2 separate regions of the Mus musculus genome follow, and region 2 is linked to region 1. The links are chromatin loops, found by intact Hi-C in ENCODE. Cell type or tissue: gastrocnemius. All regions are shown on one strand. Links, peaks and the distances in the headings refer to the core of each region. The heading gives the core; the rest is flanking DNA. Region 1 overlaps Nav1 (neuron navigator 1). Region 2 has its middle 14 kb from the start of Gm32835.

Region 1 (14,884 bases), core at 6,354-11,353:
GCTCTGAAAACCTGGACCTCATTTTTAGGGACACACTATGAGTTATAGAGAATAGGAAGAGAAAGAAGCCTGAATTTGGCAAAAACATCAGACTGGATCTTACTAATCTTTGTTATTTTCTATATCACCCAAGCTCCTTCAAGTTCAGAATTTCTCAACAATTTCTTATTACATGAATGTATGATACATTATCTGATGATTCTCTCCCCACTGCCGTGGTACACTACGTCACACCAAGAGACAAAAACTAACCTTTGAGAGCGACTGATATGTTATTGACACCTCGGCGGCAAGGAGGCATCTCTGGGGGCTCAGCATCCAGCACTCGTTTCACGTGGCTGAGGCTATAGCCATGTATGGACTCAGTGCTCAGTCCCAGGGTTGAGGCTGGGTCCATTTTAGAAATGTAGTCCTGATGGGAGAACAAGAGTGCTGAAAAGGCACAGCTATGGATGGAAAAGCCAGAAGAAAGATCAACTATCAGAGGCAATAAGGGAGGTGTAGGAAGACCAGGCAATGTGCATCCTTCTAGTCTGCCCTCCTCAATAAAGCACCAAAGGTTCCTAGGAACCCAAGGCCTGGATGGCTGAAAGGCCCTTGAGAAGATGAGCAACCTCTGTGAGTGTGAGGACCATCTTACCTTGAACACTTGGAAAACGGCTTCATCCAGCATCTTCCAGTCAACTTTGCCACTGACCTTGCTGCAACCCAGGAAGAACTCCTGCTGCTTTAAGTCCTGTAAGGTTAAGGTTGAAACATGTGAACCTTGGCAAAGATGACCCGAGAAGGGGAGATCGTAGACCACCTCAGGAGCTGAGTGCTCTCGTCAGGCAAATATTGTGATGGTACAGGTGCTCCTCTGCTCTTTGTGACAGCAACCCCCAAAAGTGGAGGCAGGAGGATCAGAAGGCTAGGTTAGCCTCTGCTACCAAGCACGTTCTAGCTCAGCTTGAGCTACGTGAGAACCCTGTCCTTCTTTCCCCAGCTCCACAATAAAACCACTATGAGTTGGGCTGGACAGATGGCTCAGCGGTTAAGAGCACTGACTGCTCTTCCGAAGTCCTGAGATCAAATCCCAGCAACTACATGGTGGCTCACGACCACCTGTAATGAGATTTGATGTCCCCCTTCTGGGGTGTCTGAAGACAGCTACAGTGTACTTACATATAATAAATAAATCTTTTAAAAACAACAACAACAACAACAACAAAAAACCCAAACCATTAAGATCTTATGAGTTCAAAGTGCACTCTGTACACTTAAGCCACAGGAACACTCACTGTTTACTCCCATGGTTGTGTGACTGGCTGGGAGCTGTGGCTCACTGTCCTCATCCAGGATCTTGAATGTTTCATACTACATACCAGGAACAGACTGAAACTCAAAATGTGAGTACACTCTCTACTAAACACACATTGATTTTAAACCAGTGTAATGTGGGGCCGTCTACATCAGGCTGGTTCCTACACTGGCCCTCCCTAAAGCCCCTTACCCCTTTGATGATGTGCTGGGGCGGCATCCGGACCACCACCCGCAGGGTCACCTCTTCCTTTGAACCACAGGTGCTGATGCCATCCATGGGTGAGAGGTCTGTGGAGATTGAAAAGGACCAATCGGTTTTAAGGCCCCAGGCTTACTTCAAGTTTGCAGCTATTCTCCTTTCCAAACAATGATTCCTTGTGTATGGCCAAGAGGAGCCGGGAGCCCCAGCTCAAAAGGCATAGAGCTAAAATCCTAACAACTGCTCCTGCTTACTGACAGCATTGAGCTCAACACCACTACCTCCCGGTTTAAGGATGCCACAGGTGGAAGGATGCCAGTGAACCACGCTCCCCAGCCCCCGCAGCCCTCTGCCCACACAAGTTCTCCCCAAGCAGGTACCTGTGTCTGTGAGACTAGGACTGAAAGGATGGCTGAGTGCAAGGCCCAGGGAACGTCGAGGGGACGACAGAGCCGATGACCCAGGGACCTGCCCTGGAGTGCAGCCTGAGGAGGGGCCGGGGGCAACCTTCAGCCGGTCATTCTCTGCTTTCAGCAGGTCCACCTCCAACTGTGGGCAGAACAGACAGGGCAGGTGGCAGGGTGGCAGAGATGTCCGGCCCTGCCCTTCTCTCCTGCAGCTCTGCCCAGACACTGACCTGCATATTGTGCATGGTCTCCCGAAGCTGGTCCAGCTGGTGGGCAGAGTTGAGGGCCTCCAACCGGATATCCGTGAGCTTCATCTCTTTTTCCCATAGTTCAGAGCGCAGTTCTGATACCTCCTTCTTCTCTGGCTCCTCCTCTTCATTGGCTTGGAACAGTCTAGTGTGGGGGACTGAATGAGCAGGGGTCCTGTAAGAAAGCAAGAGTCAGCCTGGATCCCACAGATGCACTGTGTCGTAGAGGATACTGACATGTCTGGCCCATAGTCCCGTTTCCTTCTGTGTATAGACTCTTAATTGGTATATCAGAAAGGGTCCCTTCATGGGTCTCACACACCCAGGGAAAGGCCATAAGTATGGTGGCATGTGTCAGGGTCTGTGGGCTTACAGCTAGCTCCAGCCAACAGTTTACCAGGGTGGCTGGTGGAGCGAGCACTTACTCGGTGACCTCGGTGCCCACAGAGGATGAGGTGGAGGACTTGATGGAGGGGGAGGCAGTCTCAGTGGAGCCGTGTTGGAGTTTGGGGGATGATGGGGCTGAGGAGTCAGGTGTGGCAATCTCTTCAATGTCAGAGTAGGAGGAGGCTGACTTGGGACCCTTTTTAATACTGAAGGCTTTGTTGAAGGAACTCCGAAGCTAGAAGAGAGCAGATTCCAGGGAGAGAGATGTCAAGGCTATATGCTGGGCTGGGGAGAACAGCTTTAGGGCTGGGCTGGGACAGGGACGTGGAGGCAGAGGATTTACTTTTATGACACCCACTGTGTGAAGTCTGGCATATGGACAGAGGAATTTATCAGAAATCAGGACTGAGAGAAAATGACAGGGCTGAGAAACTTGTTGTGTCCCTCGTGCCAGAAAAGAAAACAACCCAACCCCCTCCCCAGGTGTCACATGACACACCTCTCAATAGTCCAATTTCACCTTCTAACTTGAGCTCATTATCCAAGAATCTATCCATCTCTTCACAAATCAATCAAAAATTGACACTATTGTTCTATGAAGACCCAGAGAAGGAACTGATAGCAAGTTCCATGTAGCGTTTCTTATTCTCAGCACATAGCATAGTGGTTAAAACAACCAAATCAAAGATCTCTTTCTCCCTTTGTTTTAAAGACTGGGTGACACATAGACCAGGCTAGCCTTGAACTCAATATGTAGCAGTGGGTGGTCCTGAACTTTGAATCCTCCTGCCTCTACCTCCCAGGTGCTGGGATGACAGGCGTTTACCCCCATGCCTACCGTTCATCATTGTCTACTATGCCAAATGTCCTAGGACAAGAGCTATTTTGCAGCCAGTCTTTGGCTACATTAGGCATTGAAACTTGACCACAGCTTGTTTGATTCTGGTGTCGATGAGCTTTGGGTGTCAGGGATGTGAGCTAGATATGCAAGCCAAGGACCTGACCCACACCCATTCACATGCCTCCATACAGCATGCACACACACACACATACACACACACACTCACTCACACACACGGACATAGACATGGGATGGCAGCAAGAGACAGAGAGTAAAGGAGAGGTCAAAGGCTATAGGGGACAAAGGTCAGCCAGATCTTTGGAATGTGAGAAGAGGGATCTGGGTTCTCTTCTTTCAAGGTGTCGTTCTTAGAACATGTCTGAAGTCTCTGGGAGCTTGAGCTAGTTCATGGTGTGTGTGGAACTTCTAGGTAAACCATGTGGACCAAGCTGATTGGGCCAAATAGGTGAGAGTACGTGTTCAGTTGGCTAGGATGTATTATCATGGAACACAGTACAGGCCTTCAAAATACCATAAAGATCAGCTGTCTGTAGAGACAAAGAGCTAAGAGCTGACTGACTCGACGCTCTAGCTTAAGGAAGACATTCAGGCTTCCCGATTTCCAACCTGGTGGAGTTTTCTCCACACCAGTCTCACAGGAGTTAGTCTTGTTTCCTTCCCTCTCTAAGAGAAGTCCTGTGACCACAGCCAGCCCACAGCACGAGCTCTCTGTATGCATTATACTTCAGACAGTAGTCTGCTATGTGAACTTCAGTATTCTGACAGTCAGGGCTCTGTCCCGAATGCCTCAAGTGATGTACTAAGCAGAGAACCAGGACTCTTTGCTAAGGAGGGGATGCCTTAGAACTTTCCCAGTACAGATATGCTTAGTAAAAGTGCGGGGCTCCTCAGAGGCAGCTGATGAGATGACCACCTTCTAAGACACATCCCAGTGGATTGGGGATCTGCACGGCACACTTTGGGAAACGCTACTCTAAGAATCCAGATTTAGATGATCAACTGGTCTCATCATGTGTGCGCACCGGCTACATACAACGTGTGTGTGGAGGTCAGAGGGCAACTTTGTGGAGTCCACTCTCTCTTTCCATCTTTATAAGGTTCCATCCCAGGCCTGGAATTCACTATGTAGCCCAGGGCTAGCACTGAACTCATGGTATTCCTCCTGTTTCAGTCTACCTAGTGTTGGGATTTAGGCATGCACCACCAGGCTGGTAGACCTCACACTGACTAGGGCAATGGGTTCAGCTTTTCCCATCCTTTACAATCCTAGTCCTATGTGGGAGGTTAGAGTAGGGCTCATAGGTCTGTTTTGGAAGAGGACTTCTGGGCCACATTCTCTTTGCCTTGGACAATCCTCTAGTTTCTGAGATGGTTTTAGAAGCTCCACAGTCTTTGGGGTGACAAGTATCTCTTCTCCTGGATGAAATAATCCCCTGACCTGTCTCTAGGTCACACTATTTTGCAGCTAAAATCTGGACTAGGCCCCAAAGGACCAGGCCCCTCGAGACTGTGATCCAGATAATTTCCGTTCACTGGTCCTCTTCCATCTAAGGCTCCAACGTGAGTGGGGCAAAAGTAAAACGGCTCATTTTCTACATAACAGGGGCTCACGTGTCTGCTTGTCATAACAGACCTATCTTGGAACACGGGAAGATGGCGGGCAATAGATTTGGATTTTGTCAAGATTTCCAATTTGACCCCTAAGCAGACCACTCCTCTGTCCTCATGAGGGGCAGCGTGGATGGACCATGCAGTGGAGTGTGTTAGGAACTAGGGGGCAGCTGGGGTTATGGGTGGCTTTTCTTTCTTTTTTTTTTTTTTTTTAAGAGAGGTGCTTGCTCTGGAAACACGAAGGTGTGCAAAGGGAAAGAAAAAGCACGAGGAGAGGAACCGAGTTTCTTACCTCATAAACCTGGAAAAAAAATAGGGATTTGAGGTCAGCATTTTGAAGGAAATAAAAGGAAAGAAAAAAAAAAAAAACAATGAAAAGAAAGCAGCAGCAGCAGCAGCAGCGACACTACTCATGCATTTCACACAGCTGCTTCTCCACACAGCTGGCTCCTGTCTGCACTAGGCCAAAGTCTGTAGCCAGCCCTCCTCAGCAGGGACAGGGACAAGACGCTCACTCTGGGTCACTCTCCCTTTCAGTCAGTCAGGCAGTGCCCTACACCTGCGTACAGATTGTAGAAAGCTCACCCAAAGCCAGTTTAGAGTTACAGGGGGGATACCACACAGAACAAACCCACCTCTGGACCAGACAAAAGCAGGCTTTGGAGCGATGGGGACGTTCCACAGCCTCCTCACCCAAACTAAAGCAACAGCCCCAGGAGCGTCTAGAGTACCCTGCTTGGCTTACAAATTCTCTCCACATGCCCCACTCTCCCACCCATGAATAATTTTCTCAGCTCCTTCTACGGCCAAATACATTTGACCTCATCAGTAGGTAGAGCCCCAGGATAGCAGACATGTATAAAGGATGCAGGGACGGTGGGGGGCTGGGGTATATGTGCAGGGCGGTGGTAAGGAGAATAGACAATGGATAGAGGAATGGGAACTTAGTGAATTTTTGTCCCCAGCAGATGTCACAACACTGGCATCCTGTTAGAAGGGACCCTCTTTGTTGATCCTGAAAGGGGTCAGTTCCCTGCAACAGGGTGAGTGACTCCTAGCACAGGCCGATCCCCAAGCCTTTACATACCCAACTCTTCTTCTTTTTCTTCTTGGCATCAGCATCTTTGCTGCTGCCGATGCTGGAATGGCTGGTGATGCTGTTGAGGCTGGAGATGCTATCTGAGGAATTCTGCCTCTTGATCCGGAGTTCTATTGGCCAGAACAAGTGGTAAGAACGCAGAGATAGATTTAGAGAAGATGCGAGGCTTAGGGAGAGGCTAGCTACAGCAGATAAGAGTGGGGGGGGGCCCAGCAACTCCTAGGTACACACTAATTTGGTGGATTATTCATCCAATGGACATTTATAGAGTTACAGTTATGCCTCAACACGGAAGAGGATGCAACTGTGAAAAAAGAACAATTCCTATTCTCAAGAAGCTCCCAGTCCTGAGCTGGGCGTGGTGGTACACGCCTTTAATCCCAACACTCAGGAGGCAGAGGCAGGCAGATTTCTGAGTTCGAGGCCAGCCTGGTCTACAAAGAGAGCCCCAGGGCAGCCAGGGCTACACAGAGAAACCCTGTCTAAAAAAAGCTCCCAGTCCAAGTTGGGCATGATAGTGCCCAACACTTGGAAGGCCACAGGATTTTGAGTTCTGGGCTAGCCCGGGTCATATAACAAGACCCTCTCCAAAGCAAAAATAAAACAAAAACAAAACCACAACAAAAAGAAGCACCAATGTAGATAAGAAATAGAAGGATTTAGTAATAAACTCAGATTGGCTAGTTGTAAAAAAGCTGGTCCTGAACATTTTTATGCGGACATCCTCTACCTGTGCCTGCCTGCCTGCCTGCCTGCCTGCCGGTGTTTTAGCAGAGTGCCACTATGTACACCAGGTTGGTCTTGAACTTGTGACAGTGCTCCTGCCTTGCCTCCCAAGTGCTAGGATTGTATGTATGAGGCACCATATCAGTTTTTGTTGTTCATCTTTTCTTTTTTCCTTTTCTTGAAACAGGGTCTCATTCCATAGCACAGGTTGATCTATAACTGCCTCTGTGACCCAGGCTGGCTCTGAACTTGTGCTCTTGGTCCATGACCTAATATATTTTGATGATACTCCAGCAAGAATTGGCTGTCTTACAGTATGTCATATATGTCTTACAGTATGTGGCTTATATGTCTTACAGTATGTCATACAGTATGTGGCTTGTATGTGTCAGGAAGGCAGAACTAAGCCTCTCTAGGGGAGGGGGAAGGGTGACAGGAAGGGAGAGGGCTGAGAAGGGAAAAGGAGAGGCAGAGGGATAAAATAGTCAACATAGGATATGTACTTGTTCAAAACCTTAAGGAAAAAAAAAAAGTAAAAATTTAAAAATAAACAAAAAGGAACAGTCTTGAGCTGGGCCTGGTGGCATGCACCCATGACCCCAGCACTGATGACAGCAGGGTGGTTGGGTGTCAGGCTAATCGGGGTTAAATGATGAGGCCCTGTTGAGACATCTCTGACTGGTCTCTGGCTTTGGTCTAAAGGCTGAGGAGAGTGTAGCAGGCCTGTGGCGATTACAAATTTCCTCTCCTTGCCCTCATCCTCAGGGTTTATGAGGTCATGTTCAGAACACCCCTCACTGGATACCCAGACATCACACTGAAGAGTACCTAAGGACCCTCGCCTTCTAGAAAGTAGATATGAGAGTTGGTGTGCTGTGGGCCCAACAACGACCTTCCTTCCCTCCACTTCTGTCCTTTTTCAGTTCCATTCACTCTGACTGCTATCCTACCTTTGGGCGTGGCTTCTGAGGCATTTAACGCTCCCTGGATGACTGCCTGGGCCTCGGAATTCTTTTTCTTCAGGAAGTCTATAGTTTCTCGCAAATCCAACAGCTCGGTGTCCTACAGGAAATGATGGTGGTGTTGTTAGAGGCTCAGCAGAAATGCCTACAGGGAACTGGGAATGGGATTCTACTGCTCTCAACAGGAAAGGCAGAGGAACGGGGAGTGTGGAGCTTGGGACACTGTACTGACAGGCAGGTTGAGAAGCAGCCCTGGTCTCACCACCAGTGAGCGAATGGCCGGTGACGATGGAGTGGAATGGTGGGTTTAGAATTCACCACCCTGGGCCTCTTACCTTCTCCTCGGCCGTCTCTGCCAGGTGTCGCAGGCGGGATGTCATATTCACCAGGCTCTGCTCGAAAGCGGCCACTAGGTTAGCCTGACACAAACGTACAAAGAAGAACTTAAGGCGCTTGCGGCTGCAGAAGAGGGAAGTAAGTGGCTGGTACAGGAGTGGTTTAACAGATTTTCCCCATCTCCGGGCTGACCGACCAACGCAAACAAAACTCTGGGTGGTTTTAACATATTGATCTCCATGGGCAGACGAGGTGGAATCAGATAGGCTTTCTGGAGAGACCAAGCTTCTTGAATAACAGAGCGCAGATGGTGAGGCAGGCCTTAGGAGCTGCTAGGGACATCAGCGGGGGTAAAGTCCCTCCCTGTTTTGTGTGGTAGGTGAGTGGACCGGCTTAATGGGAGGACAACAGCCTCTGGGATCAGTCTTATGGCTTTTGGTTTAACGTCACTACATAGGGCCAGCTCTTGTGGCACAAAATGACCTTCCAGTAGGTTCTGTTTGGTTTATCTCTTCTGCCTCTGCACCCTAACCCTATTCTTATCTCACCCTGGGTTTGGAACTAATGCCTCTCTCTGGAAGGGCTGGGGGTGGGGGCATGGGAGTGAGGGATGCCAGTAGCCATGCAAACCACTTCAGGGCATTCCCCATTTTGGCCACTAGGGGGCAGGGCTACATTGGAAAGGGTGCTGGATCCTGTGGGAACTCTGGATCTCTGAAGGGGGGGTGGGGGGGGAAGGTTCCCAGTGGTTGGACTCCAGCTAGCTCCTGGAAGCAATGGGTATAGGAAAAGGTAAAGGGAATGGGGTACAGGAGCAGACAGGGGACCACTCAAGGATGGATAAACAGCCCCCATGAGAGCACTGCAGCAAATGGTCCTCTTGTTACCCTCATAACAAGAGGAGGAAGGCTTTGGGTAGGTCACTCATGCCCAGTCCCTGTGGTGTCTGCAACACCCTCCCTGCCTCCTCCTACGTGTCCTCTTTGAACAACAAGTCAAACTTCACCAGTGCCTTAGAGCCTGAAAACCGGAGGCAGTATCTTCCATGTTTCCTGTAAATCTGCAGAGTCCTGGGCTCCCAGGCAAATACATGGCAAGCTCTGAGCATCTTTCTTTGACCTTCTGTCTTTTTTCAAAATTTGAGAGATTTCACTAAGTTACTCAGGCTGGCCTTGAACTTGTGACCCTCCTGCTGCTGCAACCTCTCAAGTACCTGGGATTTCAAGCTTGCCCCCTCAGGCCGAATTCTGATCACCACCACCACCACCACCTCCCCGGCCCCTATTCATATTCCCTGAAAATCTACTCAGAGCCTGGAGTGGCCCTGGCCTCTTCACTCATTTCTACATGCACATCTCCCCCTCTGAGGGACTGGCCTTGCCTCTCTCTTCTTTCCTACGTCTCTTTTCCTCCATGGCACCTTGCTCTGAGGCCAACCTCAGGTTAGGGTGCCTGTAGGACTCTAGGCCAAGTGGTCCTTTTGTAGAGGCAATACAGTGATCAGGGCCGCTTCCTGGCCAAGTGTGTCATCGTCAGCAGCTTGGCTGCACCATCCAACACGGTGTAAGATTGGTTCAACATCAGGGATCCCAAGTCGAGCTCTGGGGCCTGGCATCACATCTCCCACTGAAGGGAAGGGCTCGGACCCTTGGCCAAAACCTGACTCTAGATTCAGAACTCACCAGAACTGTGTTTTAGTTTGTTTTCTCTTGGCCAAATGGAACTTCCTGTCCTAAGAAAATTCACCCTCTAAATTCATTTTCTGGAACTAGTCCAGCCCTGACAGCCACGATGGCTGACAGATTGCAGTGTAAGTGAATCAGGCATAATAATGTCCTCTGCCTCCCTGGCTGTTCTCCACCTCCCTGGCGCCTCTCCCCTTCGACATCTCCCAGACATGAATTTCCTAGGGTATGCAGGACATGACCTAGGCCACTGGCCTTGACTGGTGGGGTACAGGACCATTCTTGTTTCTGTTATAATTCTTTTGGTCCCAGAGAGTTTGAAGTTTGATATGAGCTTCAAGCAAACCAGTCAATACAGGACTTTTGAACTGAGGACTTGGGAGAAAGAATAAAGACGACAGCCAATGTGGTAAGAGAGCTGTCGCTGAAATTCACTGGAAACACGCAAAAACTCTACCTGGTTTCAAGGCTAGGCTCAGGCCTGGCAGCTGAGCTCCCCAGAGAGGAAGGGAAGAGAGAAGAGGAGAAAGCGCTGCGGAAACTGCAGACGCGGTTATTTTTTGTGCAAACACTTGGAGAGCTCCTGGAGACCCAGCTCAGCTGTTGTTTACAACTACGGGAGAAAATGGCTCTTATGTTCTCTGTTTGCAATTTGGTCACAGGAGAGGAACTGCCCACAGTGGAGTTAGATGAGGTAGGTGTGTTCCTCCTCATCTCTCAGAACAGAAAAACTAAGGTCAGGAGGAAGGTAGTCACTCTAAGTGGCCATACGGAGGTGGGTTAGATGCAGAAATGAAGGATGTTGGCTCCAAAGATGAAGGAAGCTCAGCTCAGATCAATGGCAGAATAGAGGCAGAGCCAACGGTGAACTCCACAGGTTGCTAGGATGGAGTTGGACTTGAGCCGGCCGGCCTCGTGGTCCCCAGACAGAATTCTAATAACCGGCTCTGAGCCTGTTCAGTTGTGTGGCATCAATAAAGAGAAAAACACACCCTAGGGCAGTGGAAACGATCGAGGGCTCGGTAATTAAAATGAATTGTGACTTTTGTCCATGGCCAATGGCAAGGTTGTTTCTGCCTCCCTGCAGAACCACGGTCTCTGCTTTCGTTAGGAAGGTCAAAGGTTACCAGACACCAACTCAGCCATATCAATGAATTAAGGTGGGAAAAAATGGTTCTGAATGAAGGCTCAGAAAAATTGAAGGACAGTCCCCAAATCTTCTGCTCTAGAGCCGTGAATACAACCTTCTCCCCAGAGATCTCAGGCCAGGGCAGACTCGGTCAGACCGCTTTCCCGCACTGCCTGGTTTAACAGGAGCCAGGTCTCATCCTGCTTGGGTACTCACGTTGGCAGACAGCTGAGATGTCAGGGTGGCCACCTTTTCCTGGGACGACTCCAGCTCCCTACGAAGCTTCCGAATTTGCTGCGAAAGGAAGAGAGAGAGAGACAAGCTGCTGACGGCAGAGGTAGATTACTAAGACTGAAATCGGAGTGTGTGGCGGTGTTAAAGAAGCAGAGACAAAGGCTTTGTATCCTACCTCAGATTGCATCCTCTCCTCAGCCTGGAGAAGTGGGCACAGAAGGAGAGAGAGAGACAGAAAAAGCAGGTGGTTACTATGGAGAACCGGCGCAGAAGCCGGGGCCCAAATGTCAGGGCAGAGACTGGAAGAAGCATGATTGACAGATGCAGAGAGGAGAGTCCCCCTGGCCCTGGCTCCTCAGAGCTACATTCAGGTTTAAGTACTAGGCTCCTCTCGGGTGCTCATCTTTAGCCAACCTGGTCCTTGCCGAGAAGGCTAGAGAATGAAGCTGGTTGGTCTGAAAGCAAACCGTGACTGTTAGCACCATGAAGGAGGAAAGAATGAAGGTTAAAACAAACCTACGAGTCAAGAGATCTGAAAGCCAAAGGCTGTAGACATTTGGTCAATTCTGTACATTACTGGGGTCTCTAGAGTCTTGGGGACCTATTCATCTTGGGTGCTAGAAACACTGCCCAAATCCCATGGCAGGGAAAGGAGGCTGTAACAAGGAGATCTTTACTTTTCAAAGGAGGGAAAAAAACACCAGAGTTGCTTGGGAGTTGGTGGCAAGGCCAGAAAGAACAGAGGCTCCAAGGTACTCATCGGAGTGTTCCAAGCTCTAGGTGCTACCCACTACGCCCACTCCCATGGCCAGCGAGGGTAGCGATGATAGGTACCCATCCCCATCCAGTTACCCAACCAAAGGAGGTCCGAGGGAAGGTGGAATGGGGAGGGGGGCTCCCGGGGAAAGGACATTGATGGTCTCACTGAGGGGCAGGGCTCACGGGAAGGGGCATTAATGGTCTTACTGAGGAGTAGGTAGAAGAAGCACTGGAGGCCAGAGACAGCACCGAGCCATGAACTGAAAGAGAAGGAGAGCACAGAAGGTTAGCAAGGGGCTCCAGGGCCCAGAAGTTCCTGGGAGGAGCCTAAAGCAGGAGTCTGGACTCAGACTCCGGAGGGCATCTGGAGCAAACAGAGCGAATAACACAGGGCACCAGTTCATATCCCAACAGCCCACAGTAGGCGAGAATCCGAGGATATGGTCCTGAATACAGACAGCCTCCCCTTTTCATCTATTTTCCCTGACAGCCTGGGCCTTGGTAGTCTCTCGCTCAACCTCCCTGAGGAGCATGGGGGTCCAGAGAGAGGGAAAGGAGATTTTCATGGGTAGTCAGCATCTGGTCTGCTCACCCAAGAAAGCACTTTAAGCTGTAGAAAGGGATGAGTTCCTTGTCAGAGCTGCTCAGAACCAGTACCACAATCCCGCCCGGGCCTCCTCTCCTCAGCCTTGTAGTGCTAGTCTAGGAGCCTGAGGACCACTCAGGTCGGGGGAAAAATTAAGTGGTGAACACAGCAGAACCCACTGCAAGCACTAACAGAACCCACACATATCAGGGATGCGCCCTGAGAAGAATAATGGAGGTCTCCTGAACCCCATGGCCAGGTCTCCCATTAACACCCAGATTAACACCAACAATCCCAGGGCCAGCCTGGGAGCTAGTCTTTGGAGCATTCTAGAAAGAGGGCTGAGATGCCTAGTTGTTTGTATGGATTTATGAGCTACCATTTTTTTGTCCCCGTTATCTCTTCTGAGAGACTGTGGAGAAGAAAGACCACTCTTAGAACAGGGAGGACAGCTCTAGTCTCAGAGCGCCTGAGGAGTCACATCCAACCCTTCCAAATCTCGATTTCCCTTCCCTGGGCCCCACTGGTAGATGCTCCGACCCCAGACCCCAGTGCTAGGTGGTGCCACCCAAGGTTTCTGGGCCCCCAGACCCTTCAAAGTTATGGGAAGACAGAACTGAAATGGCCCAAGTTGATGTCCTGTGAAATCTATGTATGTGTGTGGTGGTGGCAGTGGTGGCAGTGGAGGTGGCGGTGGGTGAGGGGACCCAGCAGAGCTGGAATGAGCGTGAACCGCGCTAGCACGAAGTCTCACCATCATCCGTGGGGTCTCGGAAGGATCCTGACCGAATCATTCCCTTGGGTCTCTCGGCCAGGGACAGGGTGCTCCCCATTTGGGAGCCGCTGTACAGCTCGAAGGCCGCCTCGTGGGTGGGGATGCTGTTGGATCGGGTGATTCTTGGCGTGGTGGCCGCAGTGGGACTCACTGGAAGGACAGAGGGGAGGGGGAGGGGCGTGGGAGGGGGAGGCAGGAAAAGAGGCAGGGTCATCAGCTCTCTGGTCCCTTGTGGGGACGGAGCAGGAGTCATTGAAAGGCAAACGGGAAGAAGGGAGGAGAGGAAGGAGCAGTAGGTGGGGCCGTGGGGGTGTGCAAGCAGCTGGAGGTTAGGAGTGGCCCCTCCTGGGAAGGTTGGGCCCTGATGGAGAAGGACTCCATGGTCTGTACTAAGGATCTTCCTTGAATGCTTGACTGCCTTGGAGTGGTTGCTTTTGAAGGTTAGGCTGGGGGCCTGGCCACTTTCCCGAAACCTTCACATCACCAGGATGTGCTGATGAAAATGGGATGTGCGGTTCTCAAAAACACAAGCTGTCTTAGGGGTGGACTGAGAACTCAGACCAAGACTCAGATCCAAGTGAGGAAACAAACCAGGCTTCAGAGAGGCTACGGAATCCACACCTGTGAAATGGGTCAACCACAGAGGCCAACCCCACTTTCCCTTGCTAGATGGATGCCTTTCAGGGGTCAGAGCCTGTGGTGTTCCCCTGTCGGACCTCTTGCCTCCATGCAGGTATGTGGGTGTTCACCCTCCCTGCCTACAAAGACCTGGGGAGAAGAAGTCACCCCTCTGTCTTGGCCCTCAGGAACTAGTAAGATCGTTACTGTTTAGCCCAGTCCCTCATTCGACAGCATGAATGGCTTTTATTCTTGTTTGGCCTTTAATGGAGACAGAAAACAGGCTGATAAGCCCACAGAAGCCAAATGACTCTTCCTTAGGCATAAAGGACCCCCATTCCTAGTTTTCTTCAAATTCCCCACAGTCCCTGCATCGAAAGATGTTACAAGTCCTCTTTGGGGAAAAAACAAAACAAAACAAAAACCAACCCAAAACCTGCTTCCCCCCTCCCTACCCCCCTTAGTTGAGAGGAGAGATGGACTTAAGAGATACAGCAAGCAAATGGCAGGTCTACTCCAGACCTAGTCTAAAGAGATTCCTATTAAACCAGTCATGGCACAGTGCTTCCCAGAACCAGGGCTGGTGTGGGCCTGAGCTGGAGCCAGCCCCTCCTCCTGTAGCCTGTTTTCCCATCCCGTCTGAGTCACAGAGCCACTTCCTTCTCTCCAAAGGCTTTAAAGAGGGTGTGGTGTGTCTAGGGCGTGTCTTAGTCAGCCTGCCTTTAGGGCTGAGATAGCCTGGGCTCAGCCCGAGCAGTTGGTAGAGCTGGACTTTTCTGGTGACAGACTTCACTCTACAATCAACCCTTGTCTGTCTTCAGCTCACCAAACCCATAGGTTGGTATTGCCCTCCCAGCAGCTGCCCGGGACAGTACTGTCATGGACTTTCTTAAGCTCAGGGTCTTAGTGTATGGATTGCCCTGCTTGTCATTCAGACCCTCTGATGCCATCAGGACCCT
Region 2 (14,884 bases), core at 3,398-8,397, 240 kb after region 1:
GGTTGGTGGTTCCATGCACTCTTTTCTCCGGAGACATTTTTCTTCTGTGGCACAGGGAAGGCATTGTTCCACACCACTGCCATCGTTCATTGTGGGCGCCTCTAGAGCAATGCTGACAGGCAGTCAAGGACTCTGGGAGCTTGCTTAGCAGTCTGGCCTGGAAGCAGAGAACGCAGCTGGAGCAGGCTGTGTGCAGACAATAGCCAGTGTGGAGGCTGAGACAGGAATGTCTATTGTCAGAAAAGGGCATGCATTAACTCAAAGAATGGAGGGCTCTGACGGGCCAAGTCGGCAGCTCTCTGTAGCACACACAGGCAAGGCCAGCTCCGTGGGCTTGTGAACGTGCACAGTGGCACAGTGCCTCGTGTTTGAAAGGGCTTCTACTTGGCTTAGTGCCTGCTATTCTGAAATTCTTGGTACTTTAAAGCAAAGAGTCACACAGCTTTGTTCAGTGCTAAAAATTTTAAATTGTATAACCACCTTTGTCCACGGGGCAGAGCAGAGCATGGTGTCTTAAGGCTCCACCAGGGAATCGTGTCTCCACATAGAATTTATTCACACGTACTCTACACATATACCATTATTGGAGAGCCTTCATTCTGAATATTGAGAGGATGAAGGACTGGGCGTTCTGTTGTCTGCCTCTAGTCCTACCTGCTCCAGAGAGGATAAAGCAAAGGGATGACTTGGGTTCTGGAGTTTGGGGCTAGCCTGGGCAACACAACCAGACCCATCTTGCAACGGAAGGAAAGAGAGGAAAGAAGGAACATCAGGAGAGGACAGGGAGGCCGAGGAAGAAACAAAGGTGGATGAGTGGTGTGCACCTGTTATGCTAGCACTGGGGTGGGGTGGGGTGGGGTGGGGTGGGGTGAGGCAATATCACAACAAACTCAAAGCCAGCATGGGCTACATAGCAAGCAGCAGGGCAACCAGAGCTACATAGCAAAATCCCATCTTAAATACATCCATCCATATATCCATCCATCCATCCATCCATCCATCCATCCATACATACATACATACATACACACATATACAAGTAAAGTTGTAAGGCAACTTGCATTCTATGAGCCAAGGTCATATGTCAAAGGTGGCTCACCAAACTATACTTCTGCATATACATATATAGGGGGTTTTTGTTTTGTTCTCACTAAATAGCAGTTCTGGCTGGTCTGAAACTTACTATGTAGATCAGGCTGGGCTTGAACTCACAGAGATCCTTCTTGCCTCCCTCCTCCCAAGTGCATTTCATGCCCCACTACGCCTGGCTCCATATATAGTTTTTAAAGCCTGTAAAGATACTTCAAGCTAACAGCAGTTGTTACTTCTGGCAGAGTTATCAAGGGTGTCCACTCTTCCGATTGAATTGTTTTTATTTATTTTTTTGCTTAGTTTTAAATTTCATTTTAAAAAGTCTTTCGGTGTTTTGAAAAGTCTCATGTAACCCAGGCTGGCCCCATTCAATACGTAGCAGAGGATTGCCTTGGGTGTCTTTTCAGCACCTTGTATGTATGTATGTATTTGCATGTGGACACAGCATACAAGTGTATCTACTATGGTAGGAGTCCGTTCTCTCCTTCTACCTGTGGGTCTCAAGGACTGAACTCAGTTCATCGGGCTTAGCTACAGCTACCTTTACCCACTGAGCCATCTCACCGGCCTGACTTGTTTGTTTTGTATAGGGAAAACGTATCCATGCATTACTTACATAAATAAAAATATGGTGTACTCCTACTATGTTCTGCAAACATTTTCTTATATTGATATGTAGTCTTGAAATACTAAGAGAGGAGTTTTTGAGATGATGCGTGAGTCACTTCTCTTGTTACTAAGACAGAACACCCAACAGGAGCAACTTAAGGGAGGACGTTTATTGGGGCTACAGTTTAGAATGTACACTTTCTTGCAATGGTGAAAGCATGGCTGGGAGAGCTGGTTGCTATAGGCTACATGGAATGATGAACAGGAAGCAGAGTGCTCCAGAGGAAGTGGGTGGGCTCTAGCTCTTAAGCCTTCCTCTGCCTCCAGTGACCTGGCTCCTGTGCAATGCCTCCTTTTGCAAAAGGTTCCATACCCTCCCAAAATAATCAATTAAGCCTGTCCGGGACTGTGGTGGTTTGAATGAGAATTGTAGTCTCCCCTCCCCCAGCCTGAAACCTGCTTGTTCAGGGGTGGAGCTTCCCGCTCAATCGTTCAGCCATGCCCACTGCTGGAAGCTGCCACTTTGCTGTTCGGAGCCTGAGCTTTGATCAGAATGCCTGTCTTAGCTACATTTCTTTATCTCTCCACCTAGCCCCTCTTCTCTTCCAGGTTTCCAAAATGCCTTTCCAGGCTAGAACCCATGTTGTGATCTGCTGGCCAGACACAACAGAGAATGGTGCCCATGGGCTCATATATGTCAATGCTTAATCACGAGGGAGTGGAACTGTTTGAAAGGATTAGAAGGATTAGGAGGCAAGGCCATGTTGGAGTGGGTGTGGCCTTGCTGGAGGAAGTATGTCACTGGAGATGGGCTTTAAGATTTCAAAACCCACACCAGGCCCAGTCCCTGCTCCATCCCCACCCCGCCTACAGATCGGGATGTAGCTCTTGTCTACTGCTCCAGTGCCTGCCACCATGCTCCCCACCATGATGATAAGACTAAAATTCTGAAACTGTAAGCAAGCCCTCTTAAATGCTTTCTCTCATACGAGTTGCCTTGGTCATGGTGTCTCTCCACAGAATAGAACAGTGACGAAGACAGGGATATGTCACATTCAAATCATAGCAGAGGAGAAAGCAAGGGAAATGTGGAATGTGGGGGCTGGAGTGATAGACAGAGGCAAAGAAAGCTTTTGGCCATGACAGGGCTGGGAAGCAGGTGTGGTCCTGGGGAGAGAATGAAAGGAGCTGAGGACTGTTAGCTGAGATGGAGATAGGCCGTCATGGTGACTGTGGTGGCAGTGAACAAAACAAGATGGGGTTAGACAGGACAGGGAAACAGGCGTTTGAATTTGCCAGATACAGTGTGGCCCAATGGGTGATACAAGCTTTGAAGTCAATTAAGGGGGCAATAAAGCCTCACTGTCACTACTGTCACCACATCCTAAGTATTTAATGTAACCTCAGTTGTTGACTACTGAGCAGAAATGACCCTGACAGCACCCCTGTGGCAGGTTTCCAAGGAGGATGATGTGAGGTGATATTGGTGAAGCCAGTGCCTGGCTTTGACTGAGAATGTCCAAGGCTCCCCAACATCAAGCCGCCATTCACTGTATATGTGAGTGGGAGGTGTATGTGTAGGCATGTGGGTGTATGTTCATGTGATGCACATAGAAGTCAGAGGTCAACCTTGAACGCTGCTCCTCGGGGGGACACCAGCCTTGTCTTCTGAGACATGGGCATTCATTGGGACTTAGGGCTCACCACTAGGTGGCTGGCCAGTAAGTTCCAGGGATGTGTCTGTCACTGCCTCTTTAGCACTGGTATTACAAGATCAGGCCACCTGGGTGTGCCGTGTCACACATGTGGAGGGCAGAGGACAGCTTTACAGAATTGAGTCTTTCTTTCCACAGTGGTGTTTGAGGCATTGAACTTGGGTTGTCAGGTTTGGTGGTTAGTGCCTCTCTCCAGTGAACCATCTCACCAGTCTGCACCTGGAGTTTTATGTGTGTGCTGGGGGATGAGCTCACACCCCCATGCTTCTGCAGCATAGGTTTTATTTACTAGTCAAACCAGCCCCAAAGAGCCAGGCTGCTAAAGCAGTGTTTCTCAACCTGTGGGTCGCGACCCCCATACCAACCCTCTATCTCAAAAAAATATTTACATTAGGGTTCATAACGATCACAGAATTACAGTTATGAAGTAGTAACAAAAATAATTTTATGTTTTGGGGCTCACCACAACATGAGGAACTGTTAAAGGGTCGCAGCCTTAGGAAGGTTGAGAACCACTGTAAAAACCCTCCACACTTCTGGCTTCCTGGAAGAGCCTGGATTCTGAGCTCCACCCTGAAAAGTTCTGGGCTCCATTGGCCAGAAAGGGAAATTGGCTGCAGTCCAGGGGCTGGGGTGCTACCCAGAGAAGAAGATCTCTTCCCCCATTCCTATGCTGTAGACCAATGAAACTGCAAGGGCCGAGGTGGCCGCTGTGGCATTTCCAGGGTAAAAGGGCTCTGTCAAAGCTGATCTGAGTCTCTCCAACCTTCACTCGTGCCTTTTCAGGCACTCCCCCGAAATCCGAGGTGTGCTTTGGTGACTGATGGGCCAAGCTGTGACTGCCGCCTTCTTGTTAGTACAGATGTGCTTTGCAGCAGCTGTGACGGAAAGCCACACCTGTTGTCTAGATCAGCTGCTGTAACTCTACTCCTAGGAAAGCAGGCTAGTGAGAGGCCTCTTCCAAGTCCCCCTTTTCAAAGGCATGTGGAAAAGCCGGCATCTGCCCGTCACAGCAGCAGGGGAGCCTGCTTGGAAGGTCGTGGGGCCCTGGGAATCCCAGTCACTAACTGGAGTCTTCCAATTCAGCTTTACCCCAGCTGTACGCGAGCCAGAGCCCCTTCCTCGCTCCCCCATCACGTCGGAGTGGGGAAAACTGAGAAGCAGGAAGATGGCAGGGAGTCCTGCTGCTTCCAAGGAACCAGATGTTTCTAGGATCTCTGATTTCCCTGGGGACCTTCATATTTAACAAGGTGGCCTGAGCTGGAAGGATTCGGCACAAATTAGCGAACTGCAAAATGGACTGGGGACGTGAAAAAAAAAAAAAAAAAGACACCAGGGCTACGGATGAATCGGGAAGCTGAGCAGAGCTTGCTTTTCCCGGGCATCAGTCACGGAGACGCTGGCCATAGAGATCTGACACTACTACGAGAGAATTTGTTCCACTGAGCAGCGTTGGGTGTGACGGAGTTGGCGTTAGTGAGACCGGAACACCAGTCATTCCCAGAGCCTGGGGAGGCATGAGTCCCTCGCTGACATCCTGGGTACTGGGTAGAATCCAGAACCCCCAGGTCTTTGAGAAAATCTCAGCAAGATAAATCCAGGCTACACACTCTCTGTCACCTAGACCCACAAAGTAAGGCGCACGTGCCAATACACATTAAAAACCTGGCGGTGAAAAGCAGATGGTAAGCTGGCATTGCTGATGTCTGCGGTATACGCTCACATCCACATCAGCGCTTTTAATGACCACACGTCACTTCACGTTCAGGGGAGGAATCTCGGCCGGCATATTAGAATGGTGCCAAGGCCTCAGCAGGACAGCACCCTCTAATCCCCCAGCAGCCCTGGCAGCGCCCGGAAGAGATGGCGCATGTGGCAGGCAGCGCCCCGCCAGATGTAGGACACTGCTGACCCCTGCTGGTGTGGGCGCGTCTGCGGAGGAGAGCCCTAGGGAGAATTCAGACTGGAAAAAACTCGCAATCCGTCTGGGAGGGGTAGGAAGAAATACCCCAGCTCAGAATCTCCCCATCTGGAGATCCTTTGAAGAGACAAAGCAGACTTTAGAATAAAACCCAGACTGGATTTTCTGAGGGGAGTGCGACAAACTAGCGAACGAGTCCTCCCTCCAGCTTCTGTGGCCTGGAAAACCCTGGGGCCAGTTCTCTTGACGCTAAATTAGGAACCGGAACCGGGTGGTGGTGGTGCATGCCTTTAATCCCAGCACGTGGGAGACAGAGGCAGGGGGATTTCTGAGTTCGAGACCAGCCTGGTTTACAGAGTGAGTTCCAGGACAGAGAAGAAGCCCTATCTCAAAAAAAAAAAAAAAAAAAAAAAAAAAGGAAGGAAGGAAGGAAGAAAAGAAGAAAGAAAAATAAAAACTAAATTGGGAAACTTGGCAACACCCACTGCCAAATGCAATCATCAGGGAGACAAAAATAAAAGGGGGTGGAGGCGGGAGAAGGGAGAAAGACAACTTTCTCAAGTAGCTCAATAGTTTTCAGCCAGAATCATTATCTCTTTGCCTCCCCACCTCTTTCCAGAGTAGTTTCCTTATTTCAGCACAGAGACTTTGTATTTCAGCTTGATTTCTGGTGCTGTGACATTTTACCTTCCTTTCTGTGAGAGATGTTGCTATCATGGTATCTGGGTGCCTCCTGCTAAGAAACCTGGCATCTAGAGTATTTGCATCCGGTCTGAACTTTTTTTTCTTTTTCTTTTTTCTTTTTTTTTAAAGATTTATTTATTTATTTATTATATGTAAGTACACTGCAGCTGTCCTCAGACGCACCAGAAGAGGCATCAGATCTCATCACGGGTGGTTGTGAGCCACCATGTGGTTGCTGGGATTTGAACTTCGGACCTTCGGAAGAGCAGTCGGGTGCTCTTACCCACTGAGCCATCTCACCAGCCCTGAACTTTTTTTTCAAACTCATTTTACAAACAGGCAAAACACAGAACCCAACTATCCCAGGATCTCTACTGAAATAATCACAGGGACCCAAGGGGCAATTAGGGCCCTGCCAGTTCCAACAAACGCAGTCCAGAGGCCCCAGGCAGACGCAAAAGCCACCCATTGCTAAGTCTCTTTCTCTACCCAGAACTGGGTTAACAAGAACCTGCGTTCACCCCTACTGAACACTAAACACCATTGAGGGTGTATACGCAGTCCTCTACGCTGCCACCGTGTGGCCTCCTCTGGGTACTGCACTGAATTCACTCCTATCAAGGAACTGTGGCTTCTCACAACAGCCTCTAACCTGCTTGTTCCACTTCTCACCTCCTTATCATTCTCTCTTTTGTGTTATGCTGAGCATGGAACCCAAGGCCTCGAACATAAGTGCACACTCTACCATCAAACTACATCACTAGCCTCCAGTTCTCAATTTGACATCTGCAGCATTTGATGTTTGGTACGCACTTACGCTTACTTGTATAAAATTATTATGAAACATTTTAGATATATAAGATGTATAAAAAATAATACAACAAGGAATTGTTCCGGTAGTACCCTTTAGAGAATTGGACAGCAGATGTGTGTGTGTGTGTGTGTGTGTGTGTGTGTGTGTGTGTGTGTGTGTGTGGACAGACAGGTAGACAGACACAGAAAGAGGAATAGGCACATGTGCTAGTCGCTGGCCAATGCCATGTTCTCCAGGATGGGCCAGCAAGCTGAGGTCAGAGAAAGCCGGCAGTTAAAACACCAGCAGACTCAGTTTAGGTGCAAAGGCTAGGAATGCTGGTGTTCCATTTAGAAGGAAGGCAGGCAAGAGGAGTTCTTCCTGAGTGAGGAGGAACTCCACCTTCAGCTCAGCCTAGAGCATCTGATTGGACAGGCTCCCTCCTGTTAGGGAAGACTGTGTTTTATTCATTCTTCTGATTTCAATGTTAATCTTATCTCAAAACACCACAGCAGAAAGCTCCAAGATAACGTTTGACCAATTATCTGGACACCCCATGGCTCAGACAAGCTGGCGCTTTATAAATTTAACCATTATAACTGTATTGTGGAGTTTAGGAAATAAAACATTACAGATATAGTTTATGCCCCTCTTCCATTGCCTTTCTTTCTCTACCCACGAGTAAACACCATTTTGAGTTTGCTGTTCATCTTTGCCACACACAATTATAATTTTACCCTACCCTATGCTGCACATTTTAAATGATAAATTCCACAGCTTTCCTTCCTGGATCAATATTATACTGTAAGGTTCATCTGCATTGATGCATGTAAGTTTAGCTTATTAATTGCTACTGTTTTTAATATTGCATTGTTCTATAATTCATCTGTTTTATTGTATAGGGTTTTTTGTTATTTTAAATGGTTTCTATGGAAATTTTGATTTTTGTTTCTGGAGATTTGTCTTAGTTAGGGTTTTACTGCTGTGAAGACACCATGACCAAGGCAACTCTTATAAAGGACAACATTTAATTGGGGCTGGCTTACAGATTGAGAGATTCAGTCCCTTTTTATGAAGGTGGGAGCATAGTAGCATCCAGGCAGGCACAGTATAGGAGGAGCTGAGAGTTCTATATCTTCATCCGAAGGCAACTAGAAGACTGATTTCCAGGCAGCGAGGATGAGGGTCTTAAAGCCCACACCCACAGGGACACACTTCCTCCAACAAAGACACACCTCCAATTAGTGCCACTCCCTGAGCCAGGCATATTCAAACCACCACAAGAGTGACCCAAAGTTTAAACCTGGGACCTTGCCCATGCTCAGCATGCACTCTACCATCAACCTACAGCCCAGTCCTTAGCAATTCTTGCTTGCTTCGTGTGGTGCACATTCACATTCTTGACTAGTCTACTGGGAAGTGAAATTAATAGCCTTGAGTCTGGACACTTTTCACACCACTGCATCGTTGCCAACACTTGCTTGGTTACCACCCCCTTTTCATATCCACGTTGTTATGGGACCACATAACATCAGGTTTCTTAACTATGTTAGCACAGTTGACAATCGCTCGTAAGGCCATTCTTCAATAGGATCGCCTTCTACCTCTCTTAATCTTTTCCCAGTTCTGCCCTTGACTCCTTTCCCTTTGATTTGAAGAATTACATATTGTGACCAGTTACCCTTCTTTCAAGTAGACACTTTCTGCTCAGTTTTTTCCAAATTAGTGGCTTCTGTCTCTTACCACCATAATGGTTTCTAGTGAGGTATAATATATATAATTCACCCGTTTTAAGTGTGTAATTTAATGATTTTTAGAAATCAGTTTAAAGAGTTGTGTAACTGTTGCCACAGTCCAGTTTTAGAACATTTCCAACACCACAAAGCAATTCCTCCCACCCACATGCAACCAACTGCAGTTCCCACCCCTAGCCACAGACAGCCACAGATGTGCTTTCTGTCTCATAAATTTGCTTTTCTAGACATTTTATATAAACGAAATGACATGATATGAGGCCTTTTGCCTCTGTCTCTTTTCAGTTTGAAAAATGTTTTGTAAGGTTTGTTCTGGCTGAAGTTGAGCTGGTTGCTTTTCTTTACTGGAGAGTAGTGCTCCCTCAGTTGTGCTCCCTCACACGAACAGGGAACATCCCATTTGTTTGCCAGTCGGGGGAGTATCTGGCTGATGGTATATCTCTCAAGGAACGAATCTCAAGCTAGATGTGGTGGCACACACTTGCAACCCAGGACTCAAGAAGCGTATGCAGGGCTGGAGAGATGGCTTAGTGGTTAAGAGCACCGACTGCTCTTAAGAAGGTCCCGAGTTCAAATCCCAGCAACCACATGGTGGCTCACAACCATCCGTAATGAGATCTGACGCCCTCTTCTTGTGCACCTGAAGACAGCTACAGTGTACTTACATATAATAATAAATAAATCTTAAAAAAAAAGAAGCGTATGCAAGAGGATTGCCATAAGTTTGAGGTCAGCCTGGGCTGCATAGCAAGATCCTGTCTTAAAAACAAAACAAACATAAAATAATAAAGAAAAAATACAAGAGAGAGAGATGGGGGGGGAGACAAGAGGCTACAAATAATCACATAAGATGTATGTGGTATAAACATTTCATTTTTAAAAAGATTTCTTTTATTTTACAATCACCAAAACTTCATTCAACCCCCAGCTGGATAAATAAAAGAAAATCACACAACATATTATAGTACAATTGCTGGAAACCAAAGACAAAGAAAAGTCTTACAAAGAGCTATCAGGAAAAAAAATTAAAGCACATTACATACAGGAGACCAAATGGGAACTGAAAATGAGGGCTGGTGGGCGGGCTGGGGGGCTGGCTGGCTGGCTGGCTTGATTTCTCTTGCTTAAATTTTGAAGCAGGTTCTTGTTATATAGTTCCTCAGCCTTGTAAGAGCTTACAGGGCTACACTCCCATTCCCAGAATCGACACAATGACTTCCTTCTAAATAGCATTAGCACAATTTCCCCTTTTCCATATTTTTCATGGCTTTAGATATAAAGTTCACTTATTACAGATAGTAGCAAATAATTGAGTATTACTTAAAACTCCAGTCAGGTACACATAGTACTGTACTCAGTACTGTACTCAGTACTTAGGATTCCAAGCCAGGCTTCAAAAAAACGGCAGTCTGCATTAAACAACCTGTCTTTAAAAGGAAGTGTTTAGGAGGATGGAGAGATAACTTAGCAGTCAAGAGCACTTGCTGTTCTTGCAAAGGACCTGGGTTTGGCTCCTAGCACCCAAAGGCAACTCAAAACTGCCTGTAACTCCACTTCTAGAGGATCTGATGTTTGTTTTTTTTTTCTGGTCACCATGGGCACCAGGCATGCATGTGGCACACACATATACAAAATATAAATATTTTAAAAGTAGATTTATTTACTTGTTATGTGTACAGCATTCTGCCTGCATGTATTCCTATAGGCCAGAAGAGGGCGCTGGATCTCATTACAAATTGTTATGAGCAACCATGCGGTTGGTGGGAATTGAACTCAGTACCTCTGGAAGATCAGACAGCACTCTTAACCTCTGAGCCATCTCTCCAGCCCACAAAATGTACATCTTAAAAACATAAGACAAGTTTCAATGAAGTCTATAATGTTTGCATTTACTATGGACGATTAATAGGGTTAGGATTGAGCCTGTCTCCCTGCTCTCTGTTTTCTGTGTGTCTCCTCTGTTCCCTTTACCTGTTCTCTGTTGTCTGCTTTTACACTGAGTATATATATTTACATATTATATTTACATATTATATACATATAATATGTAAATGAAGAAAATACCTAATTAAAATTTTGTTTAATCCAATATATATATATACATTTCAAATGCTATCCCAAAAGTCCCCCATACCTTCTCTGCTCCCCTACCCACCCACTCCCACTTCTTGGCCCTGGCGTTCCCCTGTACTGAGGCATATAAAGTTTGCAAGACCAAGGGGCCTCTCTTCCCAGTGATGGCTGAATAGGCCATCTTCTGCTACATATGCAGCTAGAGACATGAGCTCTGGGGGTACTGGTTAGTTCATATTGTTGTACTTTTATATATCTTTTACTGACCTGTTAGCAGAAATCTCTTGCAATGTTTGTTTTTTAACCTTGGTGACTGCTTTAAATTCTGCATGTCTTTGGCTTGCCCAAGTCTTCCAAGGGATGCTGTATCATTCCCTGCATAGCTTCACAACTGCACATGCCTGCTTCCCTCTGCTTGGCCAGGATGCTCTTACAGATATGCATTTATTTTAACAAAAGTCGTAAACCCCCAAGATATCGTTATCATTTCCAGTTAAACAATGATCTTTTTGAAAGTTTGAAGTAACGTTTAAAAAAATGCATCTTCACCTATGCAGTTAACATTTCTGGTGTTCTTAATTTCCTTGTAGATTCATATTTCTTTCTGTGTAGGTGTGTGTGTATGTGTGTGTGTGTGTGTATGTGTGTATGTGTGTGTGTGAGAGAGAGAGAGAGAGAGTCACAGGATACCCGCAGAAGTGGGTTCTCTCTTTCTATCATGTGGGCCCCAATGGTTAAGCACAGGTCGCCAGACTTGTCAGCAGGTGCCTTTAACCTCTGAACTCTCTACTGGAGCTAGACCCAGAATCCAGCTTTGACAGGTTTAGCGCCTGTAAAGTCTTGTTCCCCTCTCTTCTGTCCATGTTGTTTCCATTGAAAAGTAGGACGTCATCCTTCCCCGTCTCGTCTCTTCTGTCTTGGGACTTCCTATAATAGCTGCTGAGTGTGAATTATTTTACTTTTCATCTCTGGAAATGTCCTTATTTCACTTTAAAATTTAATCAACTTTATTGAGACGTAATTTCCGTACCACACAACTTACTCACAAAAGGTACCATTCTATTTCATTTTAAAAATTTAAACAGGGTGGTGTAAGCAGGGCGGTGGTGGCACATACCTTCAATCCCAGCAATCGGGAGGTGGAGGCAGGCAGATCTCTGGGTTCGAGACCAGCCTGGTGTATGTCGGCACGTGTAGGGGTCAGAAGACAACAGGCAGGAGTCTGTTTTCTCCTGCTTTATATGAATCCCATGGGTCAAGTTCCAGTCATTAGGCTTGTCAGCAAGTGCCTTTACCCACACAGCCATCTGCTGGTCCAATTTTATAACATTTTTATTGGTATCCATTACAGGTGAGTTTTCATCCCTCCTTGCTCAGTCCAGCCCTACCACCGCTAATCTTCTCCTTACCTTTGTAGATTTGCCTAGTTGAAGGATTTTGTGTATGAAAGTAGCTTTGCACACTGCATAGTCTCTTGTGCCTGGATTCTTTACTATGAGCATCTTCAAGGTTCATCCTTTTTCTGGTTTAAAAAAATAGTATTTATCCCACCTTTATTTATTTTTTATTTTTTAAAAAGAATTATTTATTTTATGTATATGAGTACATTGTCACTATCTTCAGACACACCAGAAGAGGGCACCAGATCCCATTACAGCTGGTAGTAAACTACCATGTGGTTGCTGGGAATTGAACTCAGGACCTGTGGAAGAGCAGTCAGTGCTCTTAACTGCTGAGCCATCTCTTCAGCTCATTATCCCCTCTTTATTGATAAATCATGTTGCCTGGCTTTTTTTTGTGATACTTGACACTTGAACCCAGGGTCTATCACGTATGTTGGACAAGTGATCTACAAATAAGCCATATTTTCAGTCCTTTCTAATTAGAAAATTAATTGCATTTATTTATTTGCTCTCTTTCTTTCTCTCTGTGTGTGTGTTTGTGTGTACCTGTGCATGTGTGCATGAATCACAGCATGTCCGTGGAGGTCAGAGGAAAACTTGTGGCAGTCAGTTCTCCCCTTCTACCGTGTGGGCTCTGGAGATGGGAGATGGAACTCAGGTCATCAGGTTTGGTGACAGATGCATGCCCCTCTTGCCCCCTCCCCCACTTTGAGAAATGGTCTCACATTAAGTTACTCAAGTTAGTCTTGATCTAACTTGAAGTGGAAATTTCTGGTTTCTTTGGAGATTCAGTTGTGTCATGTGATGTTTTTCTGGAAACTGTCTTATGAGAGGATGTATATGAGAGGATGTATATGAGAGGATGTATATGAGAGGATGTATATGAGAGGATGTTCTGCTGAAACAGATATGTGGGAGGATGCTTTGTTGAGAACAGACATGTGATGTTTTTCTGGAAGCTGCCTGGAAAAAGGACATGTGATGTTTTGCTAGGAGGATGCTTGAGAGGACAGACACATGATGTTTGGAAAGGGTATAAGTACAACCCAACAGACAGTGACATTGGTTCACCTTGCCACTCTCTGCTACTCTTCATTGTGCTTTGCTGGCAGTGATGATGCTGTGACATTGGTTCGCCTTGCCTTCCTTGTTGATCATTATTTGTTGTGACTTTCGTAGAGAGAAATGCACCAAAAAACTTCTTGTGATATTCTGGCAGCTTATGGCCACTTCCATGGACTTGGGCTGATTGGTGGTGCCTTGCAGTTTCTTCTGTATTGAGCTGCCATTGCTGATTCGTGAATGGTGTTTGTGAGGTGATTGTGATACAACAATGAAGATTGGAATCACCCCAAAGAACTATTTCTTCTTTTCTTTTCTTTTTCCTTTCTTTTTTCCTCTCCTCTCCTCCTTTCTTTTCTTTCTTTCTTTCTTTCTTTCTTTCTTTCTTTCTTTCTTTCTTTCTTTCTTTCTTTCTTTCTTTCTTTCTTTCTTTCTTTCCTTCCTTCCTTCCTTCCTTCCTTCCTTCCTTCCTTCCTTCCTTCCTTCCTTCTTTCTTTTCTTTTTTCTTTTTTTGAGAGACAGGGTTTTTCCTTGTAGTCCTGGTTGTCGTGGAACTCACTCTGTAGACCAGGCTGGCCTCAAACTCAGAAATCTGCCTGCCTCTGCCTCCCAAGTGCTGGGATTAAAGGCGTGCGCCACCACTGCCCAGCAAAGAACTATTTCTAAACAGGTCCTCATCCCCCTTTGACCTATTAACCTTTCCTTTCTACTACCTCTGTGGGTTGTGGGCTAGAAGGGAGGTTAAAGCATTTAAGAACCCTTATTAAACTATAGGTTTTTTAAAAATCTAAGCCTACATTAACTGTCTTAGTTAGAGTTTGCATTGCTGTGAAGAGACAACATTGCCAGGAAACTCTTATAAAGGGCTGTCGTGAGTAGCTTAAGCCCCCACCCAGCTTCCCTTAAATCCGTGGTCAAAAGACACACACACAGGTTGCTCATTTTCAACTTGCCTTTTGACACAGTTTCTGGGCGCTACTATCTCCTGCCTGGTAAAGTGCCCTTATAGTTATTCTTATCTCTGCTCCTCCCACCTGCCCTAAATTTTAACATCTAGCCCCTGCTAAACGCCCCTAACCACCTGCCTGTAGGAGCAGCCAGTGTGGCCACTCTGTTTTGAGATCTCATATGATTCTTCAACCCTCTCCATCAGAAGAAGCATGGCAAAACTCTGCCCTCCTCTCTTGCATCTGTCTCTTTTCCTCCAGGGACCCGGAAGTCCTGCCTATTCCTTCTGCCCAGCAATTGGCTCATGGCTTCTTTACTGACAGGTCAAGAACCAATCAGAAAACAGGATGGCATCAGAAACCACTCCTACAAGGGACAGCATTTAATTGGGACTGTCTTGCAAGTTCTGAGATTCCTTATCATCGTGGTGGGAAGCATGGCAACATCTAGGCAGACGTGGTGTTGGAGAAGCTGAAAGTTCTACATCTTGTTCCAAAGGCAACTAGGAGAAGACTGGCATCCTCAGGCAGCTAAGAGAAAGCTCTCTTCCTCAACGGGTGGAGCCTGAGTATAGGAGGAGACCTTCAAACCTACCCCTATAGTGACACACTTTCTCCAACAAGGCCACACCTCCTAGCAATACCACTCCCTGGGCCAAGCGTATTTGTATCACCACATTCTGTTCAAACACATGAGTCTATGGGGGCCATACCTAGCCATAGCACAGTCCACTTTCAAATGTCTTATAGTCTATAGGCAGTCTCAACAACCTTAAAAGTCCGAAGTTAGAAGTCTCTTCTGAGATTCATCCAATCACTTAATTGTAATCC

Evidence for each region. Hi-C counts contacts between places; a loop is a spot of excess contacts. Peaks named below come from ENCODE experiments on the same cell type or tissue, not always from the same donor. Only the 100,000 strongest peaks of a DNase experiment are listed, where the experiment ranks them.
Region 2: a loop joins it to region 1, with 3.0 times the contacts of the local background. A loop is called at or near these places in 14 of 42 quality-filtered maps.

Annotation. Positions count from the first base shown.
Region 1 is chr1:135,452,553-135,467,436 of GRCm38, forward strand. It overlaps Nav1 (neuron navigator 1), which reads right to left. Exons shown (of 30, transcript NM_173437.2): 10 at 13,287-13,457; 11 at 12,154-12,206; 12 at 11,363-11,386; 13 at 11,170-11,247; 14 at 8,139-8,222; 15 at 7,792-7,903; 16 at 6,104-6,225; 17 at 5,309-5,317; 18 at 2,582-2,778; 19 at 2,139-2,331; 20 at 1,882-2,050; 21 at 1,493-1,590; 22 at 641-736; 23 at 253-412. It overlaps Mir1231 (microRNA 1231), which reads right to left and starts at 2,131; the gene lies at 2,051-2,131. In gastrocnemius, for the core only: a CTCF peak has its summit at 8,785 (motif pointing right); DNase peaks (open chromatin) are centred at 8,790, 9,720, 9,973 and 11,220; H3K27ac peaks cover 1,591 bases.
Region 2 is chr1:135,694,225-135,709,108 of GRCm38, forward strand. No RefSeq gene overlaps it. Among named protein-coding and RNA genes, the nearest start is that of Gm32835, 14 kb to the left of the region's middle. In gastrocnemius, for the core only: CTCF peaks have their summits at 5,333 (motif pointing left) and 6,603 (motif pointing left); DNase peaks (open chromatin) are centred at 4,074, 4,494, 4,965, 5,291 and 1 more place; H3K4me3 peaks cover 2,102 bases; H3K27ac peaks cover 2,280 bases.